Linked DNA regions of Homo sapiens: region 1 is linked to region 2. The links are chromatin loops, found by intact Hi-C in ENCODE. Cell type or tissue: heart right ventricle. All regions are shown on one strand. Each heading gives the region's core, and the rest is flanking DNA. Links, peaks and the distances in the headings are about the cores only. Region 1 has its middle 70 kb from the start of RHOU. Region 2 overlaps NUP133 (nucleoporin 133).

The links. A loop is a pair of places that touch in the nucleus more often than their neighbours do. Peaks named below come from ENCODE experiments on the same cell type or tissue, not always from the same donor. Only the 100,000 strongest peaks of a DNase experiment are listed, where the experiment ranks them.
Region 1: a loop joins it to region 2, with 6 times the contacts of the local background. A loop is called at or near these places in 22 of 110 quality-filtered maps.

Annotation. Positions count from the first base shown.
Region 1 is chr1:228,662,303-228,667,682 of GRCh38, reverse strand. It overlaps a transcript of RHOU not described here. Among named protein-coding and RNA genes, the nearest start is that of RHOU, 70 kb to the left of the region's middle. In heart right ventricle, for the core only: CTCF peaks have their summits at 2,904 and 3,103 (motif pointing left); a DNase peak (open chromatin) is centred at 3,082; H3K27me3 peaks cover 965 bases.
Region 2 is chr1:229,479,347-229,484,726 of GRCh38, reverse strand. It overlaps NUP133 (nucleoporin 133), which reads left to right. Exons shown (of 26, transcript NM_018230.3): 12 at 582-673. Among named protein-coding and RNA genes, the nearest start is that of NUP133, 26 kb to the left of the region's middle. RefSeq lists an enhancer at 4,873-4,922. In heart right ventricle, for the core only: CTCF peaks have their summits at 2,362 and 2,568 (motif pointing right); no DNase peak of the experiment used is centred there; H3K27ac peaks cover 1,172 bases.

The DNA of each region.
Region 1 (5,380 bases), core at 312-5,311, 820 kb after region 2:
TGATCAAAGGTAACATCAAATGTAGTCATTGAAAACATGGGTCGATTTCCCAGAATCAAGTCCAACATGGAGGGATAAATGGAGATACAGGCCAGAGAGAGGCCTGGAGTCAGAAACTAGAAGAACAAGGTGAGAGAGGGGCTCCCACAGGCCAAGCAACTGTGAAGTTCCCAGCATCCTACATCCCCGACTGCTTCTGGCGTGGATGCAAGTGTGTTTAAGATTCAATGCCTCTGCACCTTTTCCCCTCCAGCATCTGCCTCCTCGTGTCTAAGTTTGCCTTTCAAAACTCTGTCAACATGTTAGTTCCTTGAGCTCTTCCTGGATGCCACCAGGCAGTTACTGATCCCTCCCTCTGGGCTTCCACTGTTCTTTAAACATCTGTAACATGTTTTGTGATTATTGATTTATTTTTATGTCTTCTGTTATTTAACCACTTGCTCCAAGGATGGGGTCAGTCTCTGAATCCCAGCACTGGAGCAGTGTCCAGAAAAGAAGAAGCACTTCCTTGTTGGTTAAATGAACCTATTTAGGTGTTAAAACATATCTCTCAGGTGAACTGATAGCAAGCTCATGACAGAAGTTTATTTCACCCTGACTACAAGGAAAGCTATTTCCAACAGAGCCAGCTCAGATTTCCTTCTGTTAGAGAGCTTTCGATAGTTAAAAAATAATAATAATAACAGACAAGTGAGGCTAAATTGCCTTGCTAGATGAGGCACAAGAAAGGTAATGTTTTGCGCTAAAAGTCACTATGCAAATCTCAGACCCTGGGTCAGCCACCTGAGTTACATTCCACAAAACTAGGTGGGGAAATCTCTGGGAGGGCTTTTCTAGTCTCGTTACATTCCATGAGGGAATTGCTGTAACATTTTACAGGAAATGCTGGATATTTATCCAAAAGCACAATAAATTTTGCTCCAGCCTACTTTTTCTCTGGTTTTAGTCCTACTTAGTACCCAAGTAGCCTGAGTCTTGTGGAATGGGGACTTTCAAGTCTTCAGTCACAGGGGTGCACATTCCCTGCTGGCTTCCAAACAGGGGCTGCCACACCACCCTGAGCAAGAATACTCTTACACTGGAGGCTAGGAAGGATAGGAAGGGAGGGATAGGGAGAGATTTGTTAAAGGATACAAAAAAACAGATAGGTAAGGGGAATTAGTTCTAGTGTTCTATATCACTGTAGGATGACTATAGTTAACAATAATATATTATATAGTTTCAAACAGTGAGAAAGAGGATATTGAATGTTCCCAACACAAAGAAATGATAAACCTTTGAAATGATGAATACACTGATTACCATGATCTGATCACCAGATATTATTTGTATCAAAACATCACTAGGTACCTCATGACTATGTACAACAACTATTTGTCAATTAGGAAAAAATAAAATAAATTTTTAACAAAGAATGCTCTTAGACCAGGCACGGTGGCTCACACCTGTAATCCTAGCACTTGGAAAGGCTAAGGTGGATGGATCACTTGAAGTCAGGAGTTCGATACCAGACTGGCCAACATGGTGAAACCCTGTTTCTACTAAAAATACAAAAAAATTAGCCAGGCATGGTGGTGCACGCCTGCAATCCTAGCTACTTGGGAGGCTCAGGTGGGGGGATCACTTGAACCCGGGAGGCAGAGGTTGCAGTGAGCCGAGATCACACCACTGCACTCCAGCCTTGGTGAGAGCAAGGTTCTGTCAAAAAAAAAAGAACACTTCTAGATGCTGGGGTGAAGAAGGCTTTTGTCCATCTTGTGTTAATTATGACCTTTTTATTCTGTATTTTTGATGCTTTGACATCTTGGGGCCTTGCTGACCCTGGAGGGACTGCTTTCTCCCAGGGTAGAAGGTATTACTATTTGAACCACTAGACTGAGTCAAAATGATCTGTCCTCACCAATGTGGATAGGCATTATTCTTCCAATTCCTTGAAGGTCTCAACAGAACAAAAAGACAGGGGAAGGACAAATTTGCTCTTTATTCTGGAGCTAGGACATCCAACTTCTGCTCTCTGACATCAGAACTGCAGGTTCTCAATCCTGGGACTCTGGGACTCATATTAGTGTTCCCCATCCCACTCTACTCAAAGATATATTACTGTCCCCACTCCACTCAAAGATATATTACTGTTCCCCACTCCACTCTACCAAAGATACCTGATTTGAGTCACTCAGAAGACTAGGTAGGGGTTTATTGAGGGAGCTGGCAACCCATCCCCGACATGTGTGACCCAGCCAGAACCAGAGCAGTAGGAGCCTCACTGCCTTCACCCTAGTGCTGCCACGTAGAGCAGCTAGAGCCTCTCCTGTGGACTCAAGCCTGACAGTGGGAGTTCCCTTGGGAAGGTAGGATCACCTTCACCTCTTTATCTTGGTTTCTTTATCGGTACAATGGAAATGGTAATAATAGTACCTAAATCTTGGGGTTATCATAAAGATTAAAGTAATTAAAGCATGTGAAGTGCTTAGACCATGCCTAGTGCATAGCAGGCACTTTATAATCATTTACTTCAATAAAAACATAGGTCCTGGAGCCAAAGGCTTGACCTTAATTGATATGTGAACCAGGTAAAAGTCACTTAGCCATTCTGAGTTTCAGTTTTCTTATTTGTAAAATGAAAATAAAATAGTACCTATCTTGAAGGGTTTTCATGAAGATTAAATAAGCTAATAGGAAGAAATCACCATAACAGCCTGGCACCACAAATGTTAGTTAATAAAGCTTGGCAAGCCGGGCACGGTGGCTCACACCTGTAATCCCAGCACTTTGGGAGGCCGAGGCGGATGGATCACCTGAGGTCGGTGGATCACCTGAGGTCAGGATTTCGAGACCAAAATGGCCAACATGGTGAAACCCCATCTCTACCAAAATACAAAAAATTAGCCGGTCATGGTGGCAGGCGCCTGTAAACCCAGCTACTCGGGAGGCTGAAGCAGAAGAATTGCTTGAACCTGGGAGACGGAGGTTGCAATGAGCTGAGATTGCGCCATTGCACTCCAGCCTGGGCAACAAGGACAAACCTCTGTCTCAAAATCAATCAATCTTGGCAATGAACACGGGTTCCTCCTGGCAAAGGTTTTGGCTCTGTGGGGTAATGCTGCCCTCTGCCGGACAATTTGGTTTCTTGCTTTGTTTGTTTTAATAAACTGTTGGGTTTTTTCCCAAAGTCCCACCCCACCTAGCAAAAAGGTTAACATTCTTCATAAAGATTATTTTCTCAGAATACGTTTCTGAGAAAATGAGTACAAACATGATTTGTTGATTCGCTATCCGCAAATGGCTTTCCTCATTTGAGGAACAAATGAGCCACTTGGAAGCTTACTTGGGCTGCAATTTTATTTCCAATTTTATCTTTATGAAGAAATCCAGGCCGAGCGCAGCGGCTCACACCTGTAATCCCAACACTTTGGGAGGCCGAGGAGGGCCGATGCCCAGGAGTTCGAGACCAGCCTGGGAAATATGGAGAAACCTCGCCTCTACAAAAACTACAAAAAATTAGCCGAGCCTGGTGGCACACATCTGTAGTCCCAGCTACTCGGTAGGCTGAAGTGGGAGATCACGCGAGCCCGAGAGGTCAAGACTGCAGTGAGCCGTGATAGTGCCACTGCTCTCCAGCCTGGGCGACAGAAGATAAGAAAAGAAGAGAAGGGAAGAGAAAAAAAGGAGAGGGGAGAGGAGGGGAGGGGAGGGGAGGGGAGGGAAGGGGAGGGGAGGGGAGGGGAGAAGAAAAAGAAATCCAGCTATGTTGGCCGGGCGTGGCGGCTCGCGCCTGTAATCCCAGCACTTTGAGAGGCCAAGGCGGGTGGATCACTTGAGGTCAGGAGTTCGGGACCAGCCTGGCCAACATGGTGAAGCCCCGTCTCTACTAAAAATACAAAAATTAGCCAGGTATGGTGTCGCGCGCGCGTAATCCCAGCTACGTGGGAGGCTGAGGCAGGAGAATCGCTTGATCTCGGGAGGCGGAGGTTGCAGTGAGTTGAGATCATGCCACTGCACCCCAGCCTGGGGGACAGAGTGAAATTCCGTCTCAAAAAAAAAAAAAAAAAAAAAAAAAGAAAAGAAAAGAAAAGAAAAGAAAAACAGAAAAGAAAAATAAAAATAAAGAAAAATAATGTCAGCTATGTGTTGAGATATTGCTGCTTAATTTTTTTTAACTTTTCTTTTTTCTTCTTAAACTCAATAGTAAGAATATGCTTAACTTTTCCGATTTTCCTTATTATTGCTTTCCTATGAGTTGAGAATATTGTGATAAGTGCCTAGTCTGGTAATTTGCACACACATTGTATTCTCTTGTTACAGTTACAGTGTGATAAAATAAATAAATGAAAAGTCATAGCATGGCAAAAAGTATAGCACTTGAAACACTGTAGTGTGCTAGTTGCCTCACTGTGGTTTGTGATGTGTCTAAAGCAAGGGGAAATAATGAGAACACCACACAAGGTCTCTGTCCAGACTATTCAACTCTGATCTTTGAATCACAAAAGCAGCCGTAAGATACATAAATGAATGAGTGCAACTGCGCTGTCATAAAACTTTATTCATAACTGTTGAAATTTGAATTTCACATAATTTTCAAATACTACAAAATATCATTCTTTTTATTTTTCTCAATTGTTCACAAAAGTTAAAACCATATACAAAAACAGGCAGCTGACAATTTGGGCACAGAATCTGTAGTTGTGGACCTCTGGTCTAGAGTCATCCACCAAGAGCAGCCAGATCCCGAGGGGACAGAATGGTGATTTAAACAGAAATATCATGGGGACACTATTGCTGCATTCTTTAGACCCTTGAGGGTGTCACTTATCTCTGCCATTCCCCTTGATGCAGCATTTTGTCTTGTTCTCTCTTGACTAGGGATATAGTTTTTTTAATGTGCAGAACATGCAGATTGGTTATATAGGTATACATGTGCCATGTTGGTTTGCTGCATCCATTAGCTCGTCATTTACATTAGGTATTTCTCCTAATGCTATCCCTCCCCCAGCCCCCCACCCTACAACAGGACCCAGTGTGTGGTGTTCCCTGCCCTGTGTCCAACTGTTCTCATTGTTCAGTTCCCACCTATGAGTGAGAACATGCAGTGTTTGGTTTTCTGTCCTCGTGATAGTTTGCTCAGAATGATGGTTTACAGCTTCATCCATGTCCCTGCAAAAGACATGAACTCATCCTTTTTTGTGGCAGCATAGTATTCCATGGTGTATATGTGCCACATTTTCTTAACCCAGTCTATCATTGATGGACATTTGGGTTGGTTCCAAGTCTTTGCTATTGTGAATAGTGCTGCAAATAAACACTCGCGTGCATTTGTCTTAATAGTAGCATGATTTATAATCCTTTGGGTATATACCCAGTAATGGGATCGCTGGGTCAAATG
Region 2 (5,380 bases), core at 329-5,328:
TTCTTTAAAATTTTTCTAAACCGTTGTTTAAATTTGTAATCAACCATTATGCTTAGGTAGTATACACTGTGATGAGTCGTGTAAGAGCAAACCTATAAAAAGATTCTGTTAATTATGATGAAATGTCCAAATTATTTTACTTACAACATAATCCCTGAATTACCTGTACCTTTTCTGTATGACTTTGGTTGATCATTTGATGCTATTTATAGTGTTTCAATAAGTATATGAATAATTGGTATGGACCAAGCTTGTCCAACCCACAACCCATGGGCTGCATGCGGCCCAGGATGGCTTTGAATGCAGCCCAACACAAATTCGTAAACTTGCTTGAAACATAAATTTTTTTTTTTTTAACTCATCAGCTATCATTAATGTTAGTGTATTTTATGTGTGGGCCAAGACGATTCTTCCAGTGTGGCCCAAGGAAGCCAAAAGATTGGACACCCCTGGTACAGACAATACGGCAAACAGCTCGTGTATATGCGGAGTTGCTATCATAGGATGGGTGCAGTTTTTAGTCCAATAATTAAGAATATTCAGATGCCTTTACCTCTAAACTATACTTTGTTATTTTGCAGAGTATGATTTTTGAGACCACTACAAAGAATGAAACTATAGCCCAGGAAGATAAAATCAAGTTGCTGAAAGCTGCCTTTCTGCAATACTGCAGGTATAACATGTTTTTTAAATTATGGATTATTTTATGTGTGAGGATATGTTTTACTGACATGTGCTACTTATTGACTGGTGGGAGCAAGTTGGAGGAATGATGCTATCAAGAGGAGAATGTTTTTTTGAGCTTTAGCACTTTAATAAACTGTTCTTCTGAACTTAGTAGCCATGGGAGGGTTCCAGCTAGCTAGGTTAGGGAAAAAACATGGGCTCTAACATACTCTCTCCACTTCATGAAAAACAATGTACCATTAAAAATGGTGATCATGAAGACATCTTGCAAGGGTCTTTTACGTATAACGTTAAGGTGCAAATAAGTTGCTTACAAAGTTTTTTTTTTTTTTTTTTTTTTTTTGAGACACTCCGTCGCCCAGGCTAGAGTGCAGTGGCGCGATCTTGGCTCACTGCAAACTCCGCCTCCCGGGTTCAAGCGATTCTCCTGCCTCAGCCTCCCAAGTAGCTGGGACTGCAGGCGTGTACCACTACACCTAGCTAATTTTTTTATTTTTAGTAGAGATGGAGTTTCACCATGTTGGCCAGGCTAGTCTCAAACTCCTGATTTTAGGCTGACTCCTAAAGTGCTGGGATTACAGGCGTGAGCCACCACTTCCAGCCGCATGCAAAGTTTTATTGGTAATATTAAAGAATTATGGCCTGGTGTGGTGGCTCACACCTGTAATTCCAGCACTTTGGGAGGCTGAGGCAGAAGGATCTCTTGAGCCCGGAAGTTCGAGACCAGTCTGGACAACATAGACCTCATCTCTACAAAGAAAAATTTTAAAAATAATTAGCCGGGCATGGTGATGCACGCCTCTAGTCCCAGCTACTCAGAGGCTGAGTTGGGAGGATCATATGAGCCCGGGAGGCCAAGTCTACTGTGAGCCATAATCACACCACTGCATTCTAGCCTGAGTGACAGATCAAGTCCCTGTCTCAAAAAAAGCAAAAGAATTAGACCTGGCCTATTAGTTGAGTTTTGCTTTACGCAAAATCACCACAAACCTTAGTGACTCATTTAACATAGCTGACAATTCTGCAGTTTGACTGTTGGGGCTGGACTCGGGGCAGTTTTACTTTTCGGAGTAGGCTCACTCATTTTGGTCTGCAGCTGGGCTGGCTGCTCTTTACCGTACTCACATTTCTGGGCCATAGGCTGGCCAGCTCGCTCTCTATTCCTGTGATGTCTCCTCAACTAGCAGGCTGCCCTGGGCTTATTCATGTATCACAGGGTTCTAGAGTGGCAAGAGAACAAGTGTCAGTGCACACTCTTTAAGTCTTTGCTTGGATGGCGTTTGCTAGTGTCCTGTTGGCCAGAGCAAGTCCAGCTGTAGTGAGAGCGTGCCTAAGCAGATGCGCGTATGGGGTGGGGAGTGATTGTCCTCACTTGGTCACACTTGCTGCTCTAATACTCTTCTGGGTTTAAGGCAAATGCAGATTTCAGTTTATCTTAGACATGTATTCTGCTCATGTATTCTGGTACTTTCCTTAAAAGGTATGGCAAATTCACATTTGAATAAATACTCAGGAAAATGGTGATCCAGCCCCCCTGCTCTGCCCCTTGTTAGCTGTGGGAAACTTTGGACAGATGCTGAACATTTCTGCCATTGTGTTTCTGTTTCTTCCTTTTCGAAGTATTGAGTGGGGTGGGAGTTAGCATGGCTAAAGGATCATTAGTTTATCGTCAGATCTTTGTTTTGAAGGAATATACTGAGTGTACTACCTTCATTTCCCCCAGTTCTGAGCCCATGGTTCCATAATCCCACTCATACTGGTGTCTGATGCATAGCGGCTCACTCACAGAGACAACAGATTCCAAAGTGCTTTTACAGTTCTAACATTCTGTACCTCGTGATCTACTGAGCTTAGTTTGTCACCAGAAGGGGGCACCATTAGGCAAGTTTTTTGTTTCTGTTTAAAATTATATTCTTTTAATCTTGTTCTTTTACATGGTTCAGTCTTCAAAAATCTCAGTTGAAGTACTGTGTTTTTATCTTTCACAAGTTTATCCTGTAATTAAAATTCTGTCACATTTGTGGCATCTCAAAATGTAAATGATAATGCAGCAAGTGACCAGTCATTAGATTTGTTTCCTGTGGCTGCCATAACAAATCACCACAAGCCAGGAGCTTCAAACAACGCAAGTGTCTTCTCTCACAGTTCTGGAGGCCAGAAGTCTGAGAGCGAGGCATGAGCAGGGCCCTCCCTCTGAAAGCTCTGAGAAAGGATCTGTCTTCACCTCTCTCAGCTCCGGGTGGCTGCTAGCAATCCTTGGTTTGTAGATGTGTCACTCCAGTTTCTGCCTCCATTGTCACGTAGCTGTCCTCACATTCACATGGCCTTTTTTTTTTTTTTTGAGACAGAGTCTCACTCTGTCATCCAGGCCAGAGTGCAGTGGTGTGATCTCGGCTCACTGCAACCTCTGCCTCCCTGGTTCAAGCAATTCTTCTGCCTCAGCCTCCCAAGCAGCAGGTGCACACTGCCATGCCCGGCTAATTTTTTGAATTTTTAATAGAGACGAGGTTTCACCATGTTGGCCAGGCTGGGCTCAAACTCCTGGACTCAAGATCCACCCACCACAGCCTCCCAGAGTGCTGGGATTACAGGTGTGAGCCACCATGCCCAGCCCACGTGGCCTTCTTATAAGGACATCAGTCATTGGATTTAGACTCATCATAATTTAACAAATTGTATCTGCAAAAACCTTATTTCCAAATAAGGTTGCATTTTGAGGCACTGGGTAGATATGAATTTGTGGGAGACACTATTCAACCTGGTGTAGTCATCTTAAGATGTTTTACAGGGGAAAATTATTAGGCACAAGAAGGGACCCCTGATCTAAGTCCTGAGCAAGCAGTACCCTCAGGAACAGTGTCATGGGCCCTGTAGCACAGCTGTGCTGAACTCATCCTGCCCAACATGGGTGAAGTACTATGGACTTAATAAGGGATGATTTCTGGGGGAGTGTCAGCTAGCTCTCTTAAAGATGTAGACTCCTTACAAACAGAATTGTGGTGCCTTTAAAGCTGGATTTCTCAACCCCATTAACATTGTCATTTGAGGCCGGGTGTGATGGTTCACACCTGTAATCCCAGTACTTTGGAGGCCAAGGCAGGCAGATCATTTGAGATCAGGACTTCGAGACCAGCCTGACCAACATGGTGAAACCTTGTCTCTTCTTAAAAAAAAAAAAAAAAAAAAATAGCTGGGTGTGGTGGCACATGCCTGTAATCTCAGCTACTCAGGAGACTGAGGCAGGAGAATCGCTTGAACCCAGGTGGCGGAGGTTGTAGTGAGCCGAGATCCCGTCACCGCACTCCAGCGGTGCATTGTAAGCTGTTTAACAGCATCACCAGCCACTTCCTGCTAGATGCCATTAGCACCCTTTCCCCCAACTTGTGATGCCCAAAGTTATCGTCAGACATTGCCAGATGGCCCCTGGGGTCACAATTGGTAGATAACACTTTTAAGTGTGACTGTCTGTTTAATCTTTTGCTAAGGTAATATTACTGTTTTTATAGCATCATTTCTTTGAAATTGATTTTTATGTTATTTTGGTTTTCATTTTATTTAGCCCAAAAAACACTAAATCTTTTGTTCATGAGAGTTTTGGGGAACTTTTTCTGTAATTTTTTATTAAATCTTGCCATAGTCACCTTTGTATTTTCATAACCTGTAGCGTGACTGGGTCACCAGCTTCACCCTGGCCTTTCACGCTTTCAAGAGTTTTTCTGCGTTTCTCCAGTCAGCTGTGTCTCCTGTTCTACCAAGGGACCATGACAGCCCTTTTCCAGTCTCCTCCCACTTCCCTCAGACTTAGCAGAGGACTTAACTTCCTACTTCACAGAGATCACAGAAGCCCTTGATAAGAGCTCCCTGTACCTCCTAGCTTACTAGCTATGAATGTATCTGGATCCCAAATCCTGTTCCTCTTTCCCTCCCAATAAAGTAGGAAGTGTACTCTTCTTCCTATCAGAGACTGCTCTTTGTTTTGAAGGCCACTCTCTCCTGCTTCACTTAAGACTACATCCTTTCAGTTCTCCCTTTCCTCTGTCCTTTGACCTTTCTCGTGCTGGCTCCTTCTCATCAGCAATTAATCATATTTAGTCTGCCATTTGTAAAAAGACCAGTCTTTGACTTTGCGTCCTTTGAGTTACCACCTTATCTGTTTGTTCCTGTTGATGGCTAAACCACCTGAAAGGATGTCTACATTCTCAGTTGTCGACCACATTCCCTCTCTGTCTACTCCCTCGGTGATCTTTTCTCCTCCTTGGCTTCATTTGCTGAAGAAACAGATGTACCATGACCCGGGCCATTATGTGAAAATGGAGAGTGTCCAGCAGCAGTACATATTTCATAGGCACTTGAGTTTCAACGTATCCAAAACCGAGCTTATCTTCTCCAAAGCTTATTCTTCCATCCTTACCCCCTGCTCCAGTGACAAGCACTACCATCTCTTCAGTTCAAAGCAACAACAGAGGAGTCATTCTTATACAGTTGTTCCCCCTTACCCACAGGGGGATATGTCTTAAGACCCCCAGTGGATACCTGAAATTGCATATAGTACTGAATCATATATATACGTTTTTCCTATAGTACCTATGATGAAGTTTAATTTATAAATTGGGCATCCTAAGAGATTAAGAACAATAGTAATAAAACAACCGTAACAATATACAATTGACCTTTGAACAACACGGCTTTGAAC